Regions from separate parts of the Mus musculus genome. Here region 1 is linked to region 2. The links are chromatin loops, found by intact Hi-C in ENCODE. Cell type or tissue: heart. All regions are shown on one strand.

Region 1 (8,000 bases), 90 kb before region 2:
TGGAAATTTGAATAATATTACTGCCTTCCGGGGTATAAAAGTTCAACAGGAAATACCTTCCTACTATATCTTCTTTAATTTCTCTTAGCAATATGATTATAAATTGGGGGCCATCTAAATATACAGAATATCTGATGGCTTGGGATGGGGATCAGGAGAGGGAGGGAAGAGGGAGATGAACGGAGAACCTATGAGACCGGTAGGGAACGGAGTCTGCGCTGGTTGTAGCTAACGTGGCTTAGACTCTGTTTTCCTCTCCATCACCTCAGTAGGTTTGACCCCAACTTCTTGTGACTGTTTTGAAGGGCCTGTTTTCAGGTGCCAGGCAGTTTTCACGAGTCTGGACACAGTGGTTCCCACCAGCTGTGTATCTTGCAGGCCCCCTGGCCCTGCCAAGCCCCTGCTGGAGCAATAAGTAGTTCAGGAGACTTCTTTCCCCATGCACCAGTGGTTTTGTCAAACGAAATTTAATCCTTCCAAATCAGGGGGATTACTCGGGGTAAGCCATTAAAATTGTTCATTAAAATGCTGATGTCCCATTGCTGTTCTCCCGTGTGTAAGCACTCTCCCAGAGCCTGGTATGTGGTGCCACCTTGCTCTGCTCCAGTCTAACTCAGGTGACATCTAGGACATGGACATGACTTGCATTTCTTCCTGGCCCAGAGGAACCCTCCCTCCATGGTGGGCACAAAGCTTAGGAAAAGATGTGTGTTTTAAAGATACCTTCAAGTTCAGAGGACATTGGATAATTTGGAATAAATATATCAGAATATTTCTAACATGGGCAAAATAGCTTTGGCAAAGTATAAGCTATGGCCCCCCTGTATCATCCAAAATGAAAACCAGGAAACATCACAAAATTCTAGTAGGTGCGTTTTCCATTCTTCCACATGAAGAGTGCTGCCACACAGTGAAGACTGCTAGCGGCGGAACCCGCTGGAAGGACTCACCTGTCTGTACAAGAACAACACCTGGAGATGAGGAAGGGCTGAGGATGGGCCTCTGTCATGGGTAGTGCTATACACACAGCAGTGAGCTGGAGAGCCTCCCAAAGGCCCAGTCCCCACCCACAGCATTACGGGGATGTGGTGGAGAACTGGGGCCTTGTGAAAGAAGGGTTGGCCACTGGAGGTATGCACTGAAAGAGACAGTGGCCCAGGCTCTTCCTTTCCCTCTGTTTGCTTCCTACCATGAAGTACTGGGCTGCTACAGGCCCAAGGCGACAGGACTGTGCAACTGTGGATGGAACCTGGGAAGCTAAGACAAATACACCAATCTCCTTACAAGCTGGATATCGGGAGTGCTGGTGTTGGTTGGTGTCTTAGTCAGGGTTTCTAGTCCTGCACAATCATCATGATCAAGAAGCAAGTTGGGGAGGAAAGGGTTTATTCAGCTCACACTTTTCACATTGCTGTTCATCACCAAAGGAAGTCAGGACTGGAACTCAGGCAGGTCAGGAAGCAGGAGCTGATGCAGAGGCCATGGAGGGATGTTCCTTACTGGCTTGCTTCCCCTGGCTTGCTCAGCCTGCTGTATTATAGAACCAAGACTACCAACCCAGAGATGGTCCCATCCACAAGGGGACCTCCCCCCTTGATCACTAATTGAGAAAATGCCTTACAGCTGGATCTCATGGAGGCATTTCCCCAACTGAAGCTCCTTTCTCTGTGATAACTCCAGCCTGTGTCAAATTGACACAAAACTAGCCAGTACAGCTGGGATTTTTGTTTGTTTGCCGTTTTTGTTTTGTTTTGTTTTGTTCTTGTCGCCATCACAGAAAGCTGATGTGATTGATGTAGGTAAGCAGTGGGGAAACTATGAACCAGAGATGGAGCTGGGATACGCAGGCTTGCTCAAAGTGCAGCATATGGGCCACTTATCAACAACTGATAGTTTGGGAAGAAGTGCAAGTAAGTATCTGAGAAAGATGGTAACACACACTGTGCAATGAACCAGCTATAGGTATTTAGAGCCTTGTGGCAGAGAATTTCAGTGTTTAGAGCTTTCTGATCAATACAAGAAAAGCCCATGCAGCTGACTGGGTCAAGAGAGACCCTTCAGACATTGTGGTGTGTGTGTGTGTGTCTGTGTGTGTGTGTGTCTGTGTGTGTGTGTCTGTGTGTGTCTGTCTCTGTGTGTGTCTGTCTGTGTGTGTGTGTGTGTGTGTGTGTGTGTGTACTTGCTGAAGACTGAACTGGGAGCTGTGGTGTACTAAGTTTGTGTTCTTTCACTGAATTACATCCTAGAGCCCATCACTGAGCATCCACGATGATCCAGGTGCCTTATACATCTACCTGAATCTTTCCCAAAACCCAAGAAGCAGAGTCACCTTCGCTCCAGTTCCCAGGAATGAAAATCTTTTGTCGGAATAGGATAGAGAAGCAGGATGTGGAACTGAGGCCTGTGTGAAGTCAGGGGGCAGCTCTCTCTTCTCCAGGATGCCATCTCTTCTCCCGGATGGTGTAACCACCTGGAGCCACACAATGAACTGTGGAATGGCTACAGACACAGAAAGAAAAGGAAAGTCGTGGGGGGAATGCATAGGGGTACTGACCAGAGCATGAGGGTGAGGAGGTTTCCGGGGTGAAAGATTTCACTGAGTAAGATCTTGTTGGCACTATGATAGCTTTTTAGATGGAGCAAGGAAAAGATCACAATGTTGTCCCCTCGCGGTGATGTGACAATCCAGGGTGAAATGTTATAGACATGCACAAATATGTATAATTAAGGAAAGAACTCAACACATGCTACAAAGCACAGGTTCGAGGAGACAATCTAAGTTGTAGGATCCAGGCATTGCAGCAGAGGAAATGCTGGCTCTGGCCTTGAAGACATGGATACAGCTTTGGGGATAAAGAGGAGAGCTGGGCAGTGGTGGTGCACACCTTTAATTCCAGCACTTGGGAGACAGAGGCAGGCAGATTTCTGAGTTCGAGGCCAGCCTGGTGAGTGAGCTCCAGAACAGCCAGGGCTATACAGAGAAACCGAGAGAGAGAGAGAGAGAGAGAGAGAGAGAGAAGAGGAGAGTGAGCTACACACGCTGATGTTTCCTCTGAATCATTCTTGGCTGTTGGGGGGCCTGGCCTGGATATTCTAGAAGATGTAGCCACAGCCCTGGCTCCTCCCACACAGGGGGTGGAGCTCCCTACTGCGCTTGCCAGAGCGATTGCTAAATGTCCCCTGGAGGGCAGCCTTCACGGAGAAACACTGGCTTGATCTGAGAGGACTGTGTGAGAATCTGAGTGTTTGGGAATAAAGAGGTGCCTGTGTTTGCTCGGTTGAAAATGTGTTTCTTGGAACAGTGGTATCTTGTGAGATAATGGTGGCCCCTTAAATGGGATTTCATGTTCAAACAGTGTTGAGAAATAGCATATAATTTTCCTCTCAATTGAAGGCTCACAGTATCTATATGTGGCAGCATAGTCAAGGCTTTGAGAGGTTGTGCAAGAAAACAGTTCGCCTTTGGTTAAACGCAATCACCACAGAACGTTTTTTAATTAAGGGACAGTATTCCCTTCCTGAAGGTCACTATTGTGTTGCAGGACACAGCTTGGAAAATGGCAGTGTGTGTAACTGAGACACGGGGTATGCAAATGAGTTAGAGCCAGAGAGTACAGATTCTCCAGCCAGATTCAACGTACTTCAATTCAGTTAAGAGCTCTGAATTTCACAGTCAACAATCTCAAAGTAATCAGCGGGTAGTTTTACTAAAACTGGTTTTGTTCTTTATTGCTATATACTAAGCAACATTAGCCTAGTGTCAGTGAGGCGAATGAATGAAAAGATGTTGAAATAGAAACCAAGGGCCAAGAGGATGGGGAAGTGGGTGAGAGTGCCTACCAGCAAGGCTCGAGCTTAGTCCCAGGATGTACGTGGTAAAGGAGAGAACTGACTCCTAGAAGTAGTCTTCTGGTCTCCACACATACTCTATGACATGGATGTGCGTGCATGCGTGTACACACACACACACACACACACACACACGAACCAAGGCATCTCAAGGCAAAAGCAGTAACGTAACGGTGGTGATGGGAGGGAGTTTGGCAAGATGGTGCCATGTTTAAAAGCGTTAGATACTCTTGCATAGGACCCAAGTTCAGTTCCCATCACCCATAGACTCTTATAACTCCAGTTTTGGGGGATCTGGTATCCTCTTATAGCTTCTGTAGATATGCACATACATGTATGCCTGAGCATTCACACACACACACACACACACACACACACACACACACACACATACATACATGCGCATGGATAAATTGAAAAGTATAAATACATCTTTTTTTTTTTTAAGAGTGAGTCATGAGAGGAAGGATCATAGAAAACACGCGCTGGAGACTGACAAAACACGGTATGTGGTTTTATGGGAAAGGGGATGGGGAAAGGAGACGATGAGGGTTCCATGACTTCAGGCTGGAGTTACAGGGAGCTTCATAGGGAGGTAACAGGCAAGGGATGATCAGGGAAGAAGATTTGGGGTGAACTTGTCTGAGGCAGGCTATCTGGAGGCAATGGTCGGACATGCAAGGGAGCAGCAAGACGTCTGCATCAGGAATGGGAACAGAAGTGGAGATTCACCTGGGGTGTGGTTTTCCTTCGGGCGACTGCGTGAGCAGAAATGTGGCAGCCAAAGAGGGTTGGAGAAGGGAACAAAGGAAGGGAACTGCAGAAAATGGCTACCCCAAGAGAGCGGAAGAAGGGAGATCACATAGCGAGGAACCTGGACCTTGATGAACAGGGTGAAGGATGAAAGAAAAGTAATGTGCTCAAATTAGAGAGAACATTAAGAAGCGTTGGCTGCAAAGAGTTGTCTTGCTTATTATTGTCAACCTGACACCACTGGTGATGAAGGCATTGCCCAGATCACACTGGCCTGTGGCCATGTCTGTGAGAGAGTGTCTTGAATAAATCAAGGAAACAAAGAATTGATTCCTTGAAAAGATGGACAAGATCACCAACCACCTTATGTAAGCCAGCAGAAAGAAGAGAGATGAGAACAGCTACTCTTCAACAGATACAGATAAAACCCAGAGCATCATCGAGCAACACTTCAAAACCCTGGAGAAATCGCTAGCCACCTGTGGTCTACCAATACGAAACCAGCAGGATGCTAACAGCTCAAACAGGTCTATTCTGAGTGATGCTATTAGAGCAGTTATAGTCTCCCAACAGAGAGAAACCAGGAGCAGATAGAATCATAGCTAAAATCCAGACTTTCAATGAATTAACACGAATGCTCCTCAGACTACAGTAAGGGAAGGGATACTATTATCCTCACACTAAACTCATAAATACTAAACTCATTCTCAGAAGCCAACCTGATCCTGACACCAAAACCAGAGGACGCAACAGAAAAGAGAGCTCTATAGATCAAGATTTCTAATGGACATAGATGCAAATACTCTTAATTTAATACTTCCAAACCTAATCAAGATTTTAAGAAATTGTAATTATTGTTATTTTATGTAAATAGATTGGGGAAAAACATGTGTGACTGTACCCATGGAGGGCAGAAGATTCCCTGGAACTGAAATTACAGGATACCATGAGCTGCAATGTGAACGTTAGGAACTGAACCCCGGTCCTCTGGAAGAATAGCAAATGTTCTTAATTGTTGAGCCATCTCTTCAGCTCCTGAATCAAGTTTTGGCCTCTTGATTGTAATGTTAATAGAGATGGGATTCTAAAGGGTTCCTGTGTTTGGATGAGAGTGAAGTATGAATTACTCCTACTCAGGATAACAGAAAAGACAATAGAAAAGAAAAATAGAGGAATCTTGAAGTGGAGGTCTCAAGTATAGAGCCTAATAAACCAAGAACTGTAGGTCATCACCAACTGTTTAACAGCACAGCCAACAGGAGTGGAGTTAAACATTAGGGAGTATGGTACATAATTATCAGTTGTAGAGCACGTAGGTGAGGGAAGGGGTGTGGCTCATGCAAAATGCAAGGCTCCAGTTTCTATCTGTAGCACCACAAATAAGACAAAAACAAAAGAAAAAAAAAACATTTACGCAAGCATAAGTTACTATGGGCCTATCACTAACCCACTTATGATAATCTCATGACCTTTGTCAAGAGTGATCAGAAGGAAAGGTAAACAAATGTGGAGAGAGAGAGAGAGAGAGAGAGAGAGAGAGAGAGAGAGAGAGAGAGAGAGAGAAGAAATTAGCAACCAGAAATGGAAGAAGTGTTATTCGACGCGTTCTCACGACCGGCCAGGAAGAACACAACAACCAGAATCTTCTACGGCAAAGCTTTATTGCTTACATCTTATGGGGCCAGAGCGTAAGAAGCAAGAGAGAGCGAAGCAAGAGAGAGAGAAAACGAAACCCCTTTCCTCTTTAAAGAGAACAACAATTGCCTCGGACGCATCACTCCCTGATTGGCTGCAGCCCATGGCCGAGCTGACGTTCACGGGAAAAACAGAGTACAAGTAGTCGTAAATACCCTTGGCTCATGCGCAGACTATTTGTTTACCAACTTAGAACACAGGATGTCAGCGCCATCTTGTGACGGCGAATGTGGGGGCGGCTTCCCACAGTTCCCCCTTTTCTATTAATAAGAGCAAATAGGCCACCCATATTAATGAGAGTGGAGATAGAGGTCAAATCCCCAGTGTGTAGGTAAAGGAGCCATGTACAGGATTAGCTCTTAGGCTCACAGGCTTTTACCCAGAGCAACCCTGACCTGCTCCCGTGTCGTTTTTCCTGGGGGAAGGGAACTAGGACACTGAACCTTCATGAAAGATGACATGTCTCCCTAGAATAGGCTCATATATGCCGCAGAGCCTTTCCATTGCAGTGCTTAGCCTTGCAACTCTCTCGGGCTGCTGAAGCACACTCACTCTATCTCGTGCAATGAGTCTAGCCTCGTGAGATATAAGAGCTGAGTGGCCAGCGACCTATTGCCTAAGCATAGATAACCATATATCAGGGGAAGCTCCATGTTCTAGTCCTGCAAGCGCCTGGGCAATAACCACCTTGTCTCTCCTAGTTTGGGCCTTAAGCTTACAGACCAATCAAAGAAGCAACACTAATCCACAGCAAAGTGTATCTCCAAATAATATTAATCCCACCCAATTTTTTAAAGAAAGAAAATGCTGAGGAGATCCAATTGGGTAATCCTTTGGTCAGGGACAGGTCCAAGCGCGTGGAGTTGACCTGAAGTCTCAATTCTCGAAGGATCTGTTCAAATTCAGCCATCCAATTCTGTAACATATACTGAAAAAGACTTTTTGACAAATTAGCTGCCCTAGTAAATTTAACATACTGAATGGAAATAACACACAATCCCGGAAACTTTTGTTCACATCCCTGCTGAGTTATTTGTCATAATACATCCAGTTGTTTCTGGACAAGATCTATGAGTTGATTAACCAGCATGAGACCTCTCTGTATCTTGACATTAGCTGAGGCCTGTTCATCTATGACTGTAGTCACTGAGGCTGACAAAGTGTTAATGGTGTCAGTCATCTGGACCTGTCCAGACAGAGCCAAGGCTGTCTGAATTAAGGCCAAACCCAGTTCCCAGTTAGTGGTAAAAAAGCAAGAGAATACTTGAGCATTATACATCACCGTCATTGGGAGTGGAAATGTCGACATTATCCCCCAACGCTGCTCTCTCTTTATTATTGACGCCCTGGACATCACCAAGACGAGGGACATTAGTATTCCCTTGGTCAGTCTGGATTTTTCGGGTGAGTCTTTCTGGTACCCAAAATGGGTTGTCTTCATTCTGTGGGAAAACACAGATAGCTCCCCTGGATCTTATCAAGATAGGATCCGGGCCATACCATTTATTATCAAGAACATTTTTCCATTTAACCATCTCATTGGGCCTATCTGGCTCTGAACAATGACGTTCAGCCGCAGTATGGCCATGAGCATCAATATTTAAAAAATTGAGTGTAAAGAGTGCCAAAGACACCGACACTCTTGGTGCTCGGGGTACAGTCTCCTCAAAAGTTCCCCTCTTCTGTTTTATAAGATAGGCTTT
Region 2 (8,000 bases):
CGAAAGCGGTGTTGGAATACGGCACAGGATGGGTCCCTGGGCCCTCCCACGGGGCTACTCAATTCACCATCCACAAACCTGTCAGCACGTGTCGTCTCTCATCCGTTCCCACCCACCCACAGGCCTTCTGGTTCTGGAGGGTTCCAGAGGGGGACAGATTGCTGAGGGCTTCCTAGCTGCCCAGACATCGCTGCTCAGGGCTGTTTTTAACAAGAGGTGGTGACTGCAGCCTATCTCTGCCACTGTACTGTTCAACTGCTGCAGCTCAGGGACAGCAGCTCAGTTCCCAGGCAAAGATGGAGAGGCTTCCCGAAAGGAGAGACCATAGCAGCCTCCGCAGTCACCTCACAGTGTGACACGCTGACCTAGCCCACCCAGTCACCAGTGTCTGATCTAAAGTGAGATTTCACTAAGAAGTGACTCAGAAAGAAGGGGGCAGGGCTTTTATTTCAAGCTTCCCCCCCCACTTTCTTCTCTATTTCCTGGGTTTAATAGAGAAGTAGTAAAAAGAGCATTGGGTAAGAACTTCTGTTTGCACGATGCCTATCTCCTGCACAGATTTCCCCAGTGTTAAGATTCCTGAAGTCAGAAGTCAGTGTTTCTTGGGGGGTAAGAGTCTATTTAAAATAAACAACCATGACTGGGCTTCTCTCAGTTGGACTTGAGAAGCGCTGTACCAAGGAAGACAGGCTGACACCAAGCAGTATCCCTAGGCTGGGCCTGGTGCCTTGTACCTGTTATCCTAGCACTCAGAAGCTGAGGCAGAGGATTGCAAGTAAGAGGCCAGCCTAGACTAGGTCTCACAATGTCTCTAAAAGCAAAATCAAATAGAATAGCAGGTGGGGGTGGGGTACTGAGGCCCCAGAAGAGAAGGAAGCCTGACCCACAAAAAGGGTCATTTCCCTCTCCACCCGGAGCTAACAGAAGCGAGTGGCCACCATTGCACACATGGGAAGGACCTACTCAGCTGGGCAGCCCTTGCTGTCTTCTACACCAAGCACCCTATCCAGCACCCTACACAGTTGCTCCTATCTTCAGGGAAAACTTCCCTATAGCCATGGGCTCCCCGCCATGGGCCTCACACCCTTGGGGCCCCCTTAAACTCACAGTAACATCAGATTTTTACCCATACAAATCTGACGTCCCTCCTATTCACATGAAATCCTCACCCAGAGTCATTTGAGGAGAACCCACACATTAGCTAGCCAGAAAGTTCTCAAGGAGACAGCCTCAACCGTACAACCACCCAAGAGCTTGTGAGAGGCCACCCCTGGCTAGGTATGGTGTGTGTTCTCCCACATACACGCTGATGGAACCCCGAGGCAGGGGGTGGGGATGAAGGTACAAACAGTTTCATATTAAGGATAATCCCCCCATTCCTGGGAGGCATTTCACTCTGAAAAAGGAACTAAAACATCTTTTTTATTTTTATAATATTAAAAAATAAGTCTTTGATATATAAAAACTGGCCAGAATTTTTTTTTTTTTACTTGTTACATAAGAATTGTCATCTTACATGTCCAGACTATTATTGGATCTTTGTCTCGGGGCAGGAGTTAGGGATAGGGTCCTGAGTATGAGTGACAGGAGGTGCCAGCCCCTGACAAAGTACTGTGCAGAATAAGGATACTCTCAGCTTTGATTTCGAAGCAGAAGTCTGCACAGCAGGCTATAGCTCTCCTTGTACCTTTAGTGACGTGACCTTTAAGCAGGTGGCACCAGTGTGTTGCTCGATGTGTAACAAGATGTTTAAGACTGGCCTCTGTGTCCTCCCCCCGCAGCAGCCAGTCCCAGCAGCTAACATCCCACAAGGCAGAAATGCAGACAGGCGTCATCATTTCTGCAGGGGACGGAGGATCCTCCCGAGGGTGGCCTGCCCCGAGTCCTTCAGTCTGAGAGAGGATCTTTCCGTCGTCCCTCTGCCCTTCAGTGAGGTTTCTACATTGGCACTTGAACCCCCAGCAGATTCAGGACACTTCTTGGAGGCCCGAGCACTGCTGGCCCTCTTCAAAGTGCCAATGTCCTTGGAGGCAGAATCCTCGGAGCCACCTTTGACCCTAAGCTGCCGCTGGGAGACTGTCCTGGTGAGGCCAGTGGTTCTGGCCGCGGGTGGAGCATCCGTTCGCAGGCTCCGAGATGACGAGGCCACCGTATTTCGAGCAAAACTTGGGATGGGGGGAAGGGCTCGAGAGACACCCGTAGCCTGAGGAGCCTTGGGCTCTTCCTTGGGACTCTCGGGGTCAGGAGAGTTGGGGCTGCTGACCTTGTTTTCTTCAGGTTTCTGCCTGGGGATGTTTCTGAGGGGCTTGGCGCTAGGCTTCCTGAACGAGGCTCTGGGCTGCAGCGGGGCGTCCTTCCCTGGCCGTCCACTGATGCTGCCACTCGAGCGGGGCAGCCTGGGCTCCTCTGCCCCAGATCCACTCACCTGGGGCCTCCTGGGCGAAGTGTCCGAAGTTCCTCTCACTGAGCTCCTTCGTGATAGTGGTGTGTCTGTGCTGCTGGGTGTCTCCCGAGGGGTAGCCTTGGGTGTCGGTTCCGGCCGCTTCCAGGGCCCGGCTCCCCTGCTGGACTTGGAGATAGGGACCACTTTGCGCATATGTTCGTTCTCGGAGGAGTTCAAGGTTCGCACAGGCTTGGTTGTTACCCCTTGGCTGCGCCGTGCACTGACAGGCTTTGAAGCCCCTACTGAAGCCTCTTTGAAGGAATTTCTCTTTGGTGCTATAGCATCCTTCCCTCTGCTGGGTCTGTCCTTCGGAAGGCCACCTTGGCAGCTCAGCTCACTCTTACTGGATTTTGGAGCAGGAACCTCCCCAGGGGGGCTGGAAACAGAGTTGGAGGAAACCTGGCTGCTTCCTGCCTCTCCAGCCCCAGAGGACACTGAGCCATCCCCTTCCTTCTCTTCCTCTTGCTTGTCTCCCCCGGCTCTGGAGTCCATTCCCTCGGAGCAGTCCAGAGTCAGTGAGCAGTCTGTGGTATCTGAGACATATAACAGAGGTCCAGCATCCTTATCTTCAGTGTCGGTGACAACCACAGACACGAGAGCCTCACTGCTGGGTTCATCAGAGATGGTCCTGTCATCCTCCCCAGCTGGGCTGAGAACCTCCTGGGTGTCTGTGTCCTTGGGTGGGAGACTGTCACCGCCAGCAGCAAAGGGCTGTGAGCTCCTATCCCCTGGAGATGGCAGCTTTGTGGGACAGAAGTCATTCAGAGTCAGTTGGGATCCTTCCTCCAGGCTCTTGGGACTCTGGAGGTCAAACTGGGTCAGCCCTGTGACCAACTCATGCTCCCTAACACCCAGATCCAATGGTAAGAGTGGAGGGCTTTGTGTGGGACCCAAGCCCACAGGTTCACTGTTCCTTTTTCGGAGGCTCGGCCTGCTCCGCCCAGCCAGTGGGAGGGGAGAAGCAGGCTCCTCCCGCCAGGTTGTCGGAAGCTGATTTTGCCAAGCAGGGGGAGGGGCTTTCTCCTGGATCTTTGAGGCCTGAGGTTCATGTGTAAAGTTAGGGCCATGGCTCTGTTGTTCTCTGGGTTCCATCCAGGCGATGGTGGGCCGAGCTTGTCGGGGACTGCTCCGGGGCAAACTGTTGAATTTGTTGGGGTCCTCTGGACTGCTGGTGGCACTCTCCAGGAAGGTCAAAAGCTCCCGGTCCGCAGAGATGCCCAGGGAGAGGCGGGAGCGACGTGTGTTGGGGGGCCGGTAGGAGGGGCTGTTGGGCCTGGGCTTCAGGAAGGAGGGCAGGTCTTCTGTGCCTGTCTTAGCTAGCATCTGCACATCATTCTCACTGCTGCTCCTGCCAAAGCTCCCGAGTTCCCCAGTTGACCAGGAATACCGCTTCTGTTCCATCTCCTTCTGCCTCTGTAGCTGCTTCCGCTCCTGTTCCTCCCGGTCATGATTGTCCTAATAGAGTGGAGAGATGCCAGCATGAGACACAGGGAGCCTGGGTGCAGTACTAGGCCCACTCACTGTGACATTTAATGAGAGGTACTTTCATAGACAGCTGTGGGTCCTATCCCACACAGATTCTGCCTTCTTCTGTACGTGTGTGTGTGTGTGTGTGTGTGTGTGTGTGTGTGTGTGTAGGGTGAGCAAACTTCCTGAAGCAACTTATGGGTCTGACAAAGGGACATGCTAGGCTTTGCTCCAACAATCTGTCTGCCATCCTCATTTGATCCCTCGGCCCAATGTCCAGCTTCCCACATGGGCTGTGATTCTGTATATCCACGCAGTCTCAACTCCAGCCAAGCCACCTAGGCAATTGTAGAGATGTAGAGACCACGGATGCTATAAGAGTGCACCCAGAATTGTACAAGCCAGTCGTGTGGCTCTATCCATGCTCCTCTCTAAGTTAATACACGTATACTCTCAAACAGAACATTCTATTCAGCACTGAGTTGGGTATATGAGCATATGCTAGAGACATGGAGAGTTGCCTTTCACTGCGTTCTTTGAGTGCTCTGGATGAAGCTAAATGAACAAATATGCCCTGGTGGCTCTGCCAGCCACAGCCTGAGGCAGAGGTGAGGGTTCTGTCCCTCAGGCCCAGGTCCATCCCTACAATCAGAGAAGAGAAATAGGCGCACTTTACAATCCTTCAGCCACCTAGACTGGAAAGCAATCAACCTTTCCCAAAGACACAGAACCCAAATGCAGACTTCAAAGTGTCCTTCACTTCTCTGTGTGATCTCTTATGTTGTCCCCGTCAGGGACTCACTCCCGTTACCCACTTAGATACCAAATCTGAGGATGCTCAAGTCTCTGATGCAAAATAGAACAGAATTTACATATATTGTATGCATATCCTCATATATGACTTACATTGACTCTAAATTACTTATAGCTAATGCTGTGTAAGAGTTACATATGCATTGTTTAAGGCATGACAAAAAAAAAACCTTTAGACATTTGGCACAGATATAATCTTTAAACACTATTTTCAATTTGTGGTTGGCTGAGTCTGCAGGCGTTTTAAGTATGCAGACACGGCTACACTTGTGAAGTAACTCCTGAGTTTCTTTTGGGTCCTGAAGCCCATGAAACCATGTGGTTATGCAGACACCTCGGCTCTGTTATTGTTAGCAGCTTTTATTTGACAATAAGCTTCCTCTTCCAGTGGGCTTTCCTTTCCAAGTCCCTGTGGAGCTCTGCCTGGGGAGTCTTGGCTCCTGCAACTCCAGCCACAGCCTCCCCAGGGTCCCCAAACTCTTGGTATTGTTATCTTAAGCCTTCACACAGTGGTGGTGGTCCAGGCCCTGTCTCTCATGACCACTGGGCATGAACATCCACAGTGGCCTCACAGGCCTGCAGTATCCAGATGGAGAGTAAGAGCCTCAGAGTCATTTTGGCTTCGGCTACCCCCCACGGCCTCCCACAGCTGAGCTCACTGCTTGGATAGAAGCTTGTTAACGTGGCAGCGGGCTCAGCTCACCTCCCTCATTGAGATAAAGCAGTGGAGAGGAACCCAAAGGAATTATGAAGAAATGCGAACAGTTTCTGTTAGAAATAGTGCAAGCCCTAGGTTGAATCCTACACTGTAAATCAACAAGTAGGCAGGTAAATAAATCAAATATGGCCAGCAGATGAATCAGGAGTAGCTGGTCCCTCTGTGTCACCTAAAATAATGAGATCTGAGAGAGATGCTGTCAGAGAGGAGAGGCTGTAGTGTTCCCATTTTCAGATAAATGTTTCCTTTACCAAGGACCAACAACCTGGGAAGTTTTCTGGCTTCTGAATTCAATTAAGAGACCACTTCTAGGCTATTCAAACTTCCCTAGAGGCTGACATTTCCTCCTAGGGAAGGGCTGAGAAAAAGAGTCAAATGTGCAGGAAACTTCCAAGTCCCATTACCATAAGCAGTGTTGGCTAGCAAAATGTTTCTAGGGCATTCTGCATGCTGTATGAGTAGCAAAGGCCAGAGGCCACCATGCCAGAGTCCTGATACTACAACAGAGTCACCTCCTACTCATCCGGGCCATGAGCCTGGCATGCCACCCGGCCAGACGGTCCTGAAACCAAAGAACTGATGACCATCTTTCTGCCACAGGCAGAGGACTAGGTCAGTAAGCAGGAAAATGAAAATCCCAAGGACCCTGGGAACAGGGCAGTGCCACCATTCATACCTTAACTGCTTTGTTGAATCTGGTACAGAAGTCTCTGAATATCTGGAAGCATTCATCCAGTTTCATGGTTTCTTTGTCTTCGCAGAAAAAGTCTATAAGGGTGTGAGCTTCACCCTGCAGCTCCCGTTTCCAGAGTTCCAGCTCCGCCAACTTCTCCACAGCAAACTACATGGAAACAAACAGGGACGCGTGTGGTAAGCAAGGTCAGCTGAGGTGGACACAGTACTGGGGTTCCATTTCAGGTTTCTGGAAAGGGAAGGCTGCAAAGGCCGCTCGGAGCCAAAAGGAAAACGAGTCAACTCAAACCAAAGCTCAAGGGAACAAGGCGACCTCCTACCCGAGACCCAGAGGCCACAAAATGAACTAAAGGAGCCAGAAGGGGGTGGTGCACACCTGTAATCCCAGCGTTTGGGAGCTGGAGACTGAGAGACAGGGAGTTCAAAGCCAGCTGGGTTAACACAGTGAGACCCTGTCTCTAAGTAAATCAACATGGAGCCATAACCCTCATGTAGAATGTCATTAACCAAGATTTTTTCCCTTTAAGACCCTTAGAGAAGTTGCCAAGGCAAACAGCTTGTCGTCATTTAGAATTTCGGTTGTATTTGCTTTTCCTCCTCTTAAAACAGACTCTCCTTTGGGCTGAGGTCTCGGAAGTTAACTTGTCCTGACAAGCTGCCCATGCTGTTCTGCTGAGAGGGGAGCTACACTCCATCCCAAATACACTCTATTAGGTCACTGTCCCGACTGCCCAGGATGGGAGACTGGAGTACTCCCTGAGCAGCTGTACCCCACATGCAGCAGGTTTGGGGTGTATCAGAACTCCCTAAGAGATTCGGGTAGGTCCTATCCCAGTCCCTACTGTCCTTGGCTCCTCTGGGTTATGGCTGCCAAGAATTTCAGTGCTACTTCATCAAAGTCCTCAGCGTGACAGAAGACCGTGTGTCCCCAGTACATTCCCAAGTCATAGAGAGTGGGCTGGTGATGCCCAAGGGTCACAAGGCATAGTTCCCTGATATAGGTTAGCGACTGCCTCTGAGCCATGAGGTGGCTGTGTGTGGCGAGAAAGGGGGTTGAATGTTTGAGCTGCTGCGTGGACAGCTTTCATTGCTGCCATATTTACTAAGCTTATATGAGAAGGAATGTAGGAAGCATATTGTTTCGTGAAATGACAAGTATGTGTGTATCTTAAGAAAGTCTACCTGTGAGGAAGTTCTTTTGGAGTGAGTGGCTGGGCTTAAGGTATAGGAAAGAAACAGGTTGCCCTCCTTGGAGGAGGGAACACTTAGCCAGCTACACAGCAGAAGTGTACCAGTTCAACCGCTTTCCCCTTAGCCAGCCTTTGCTTAACATTCTAGGGATGGTGGGAAACAAAAACTATTTAGGAAAGTGAAACCAGAGAGAGAGAGAGAGAGAGAGAGAGAGAGAGAGAGAAACCACCTGAGCTGATGGCCCAAGGCAGCGAGAGCCTTCCTGATGTGGCTTCGAAGAGAAGAGGGTATTCACAGAAAGATAATGCTTTGTCCATTGCTCTTCTGCAGGGCAAACAGCTAAGAACAACTGCGGAAGAGTGGGCCTCCTGACAAGAACTCCTATGACTTAGCCGCAGACCCTGTGGGGATGGATGGATGGATACCAGGAAGAAACGGCCTAACAGAGCCCACGTTGCACCTGGGACAGCCAAACACTCTAAACACTGGCTGGAAAAACAGTCACAGTGGAGTTGGATGCCATGAATTCTATAGCATCCTGCACAGAACCAGAACTTCATGCACCCGACTGTGCTTGGTACTGCTCTGCACTGAGAGATGGCAGCAGCCTCTGGGTTGCAGTTGCACCCTGGGTGGTATACACAGCCCCTGCCTAGCAGGCAGAAGGCCTTGGTT

What was found. Hi-C counts contacts between places; a loop is a spot of excess contacts. Peaks named below come from ENCODE experiments on the same cell type or tissue, not always from the same donor. Only the 100,000 strongest peaks of a DNase experiment are listed, where the experiment ranks them.
Region 1: a loop joins it to region 2, with 2.0 times the contacts of the local background. A loop is called at or near these places in 4 of 42 quality-filtered maps.

Annotation. Positions count from the first base shown.
Region 1 is chr3:84,352,969-84,360,968 of GRCm38, forward strand. The region is part of intron 3 of 4930565D16Rik (RIKEN cDNA 4930565D16 gene); the gene reads right to left. Among named protein-coding and RNA genes, the nearest start is that of 4930565D16Rik, 23 kb to the right of the region's middle. In heart, a CTCF peak has its summit at 3,182; a DNase peak (open chromatin) is centred at 3,143; H3K27me3 peaks cover 2,036 bases.
Region 2 is chr3:84,442,633-84,450,632 of GRCm38, forward strand. It overlaps Fhdc1 (FH2 domain containing 1), which reads right to left. Exons shown (of 12, transcript NM_001205355.1): 11 at 6,118-6,282; 12 at 1-3,898. The coding sequence ends at 1,835. Among named protein-coding and RNA genes, the nearest start is that of Fhdc1, 33 kb to the right of the region's middle. In heart, no CTCF peak of the experiment used is centred here; no DNase peak of the experiment used is centred here; H3K4me3 peaks cover 771 bases; H3K27ac peaks cover 1,280 bases; H3K27me3 peaks cover 5,999 bases.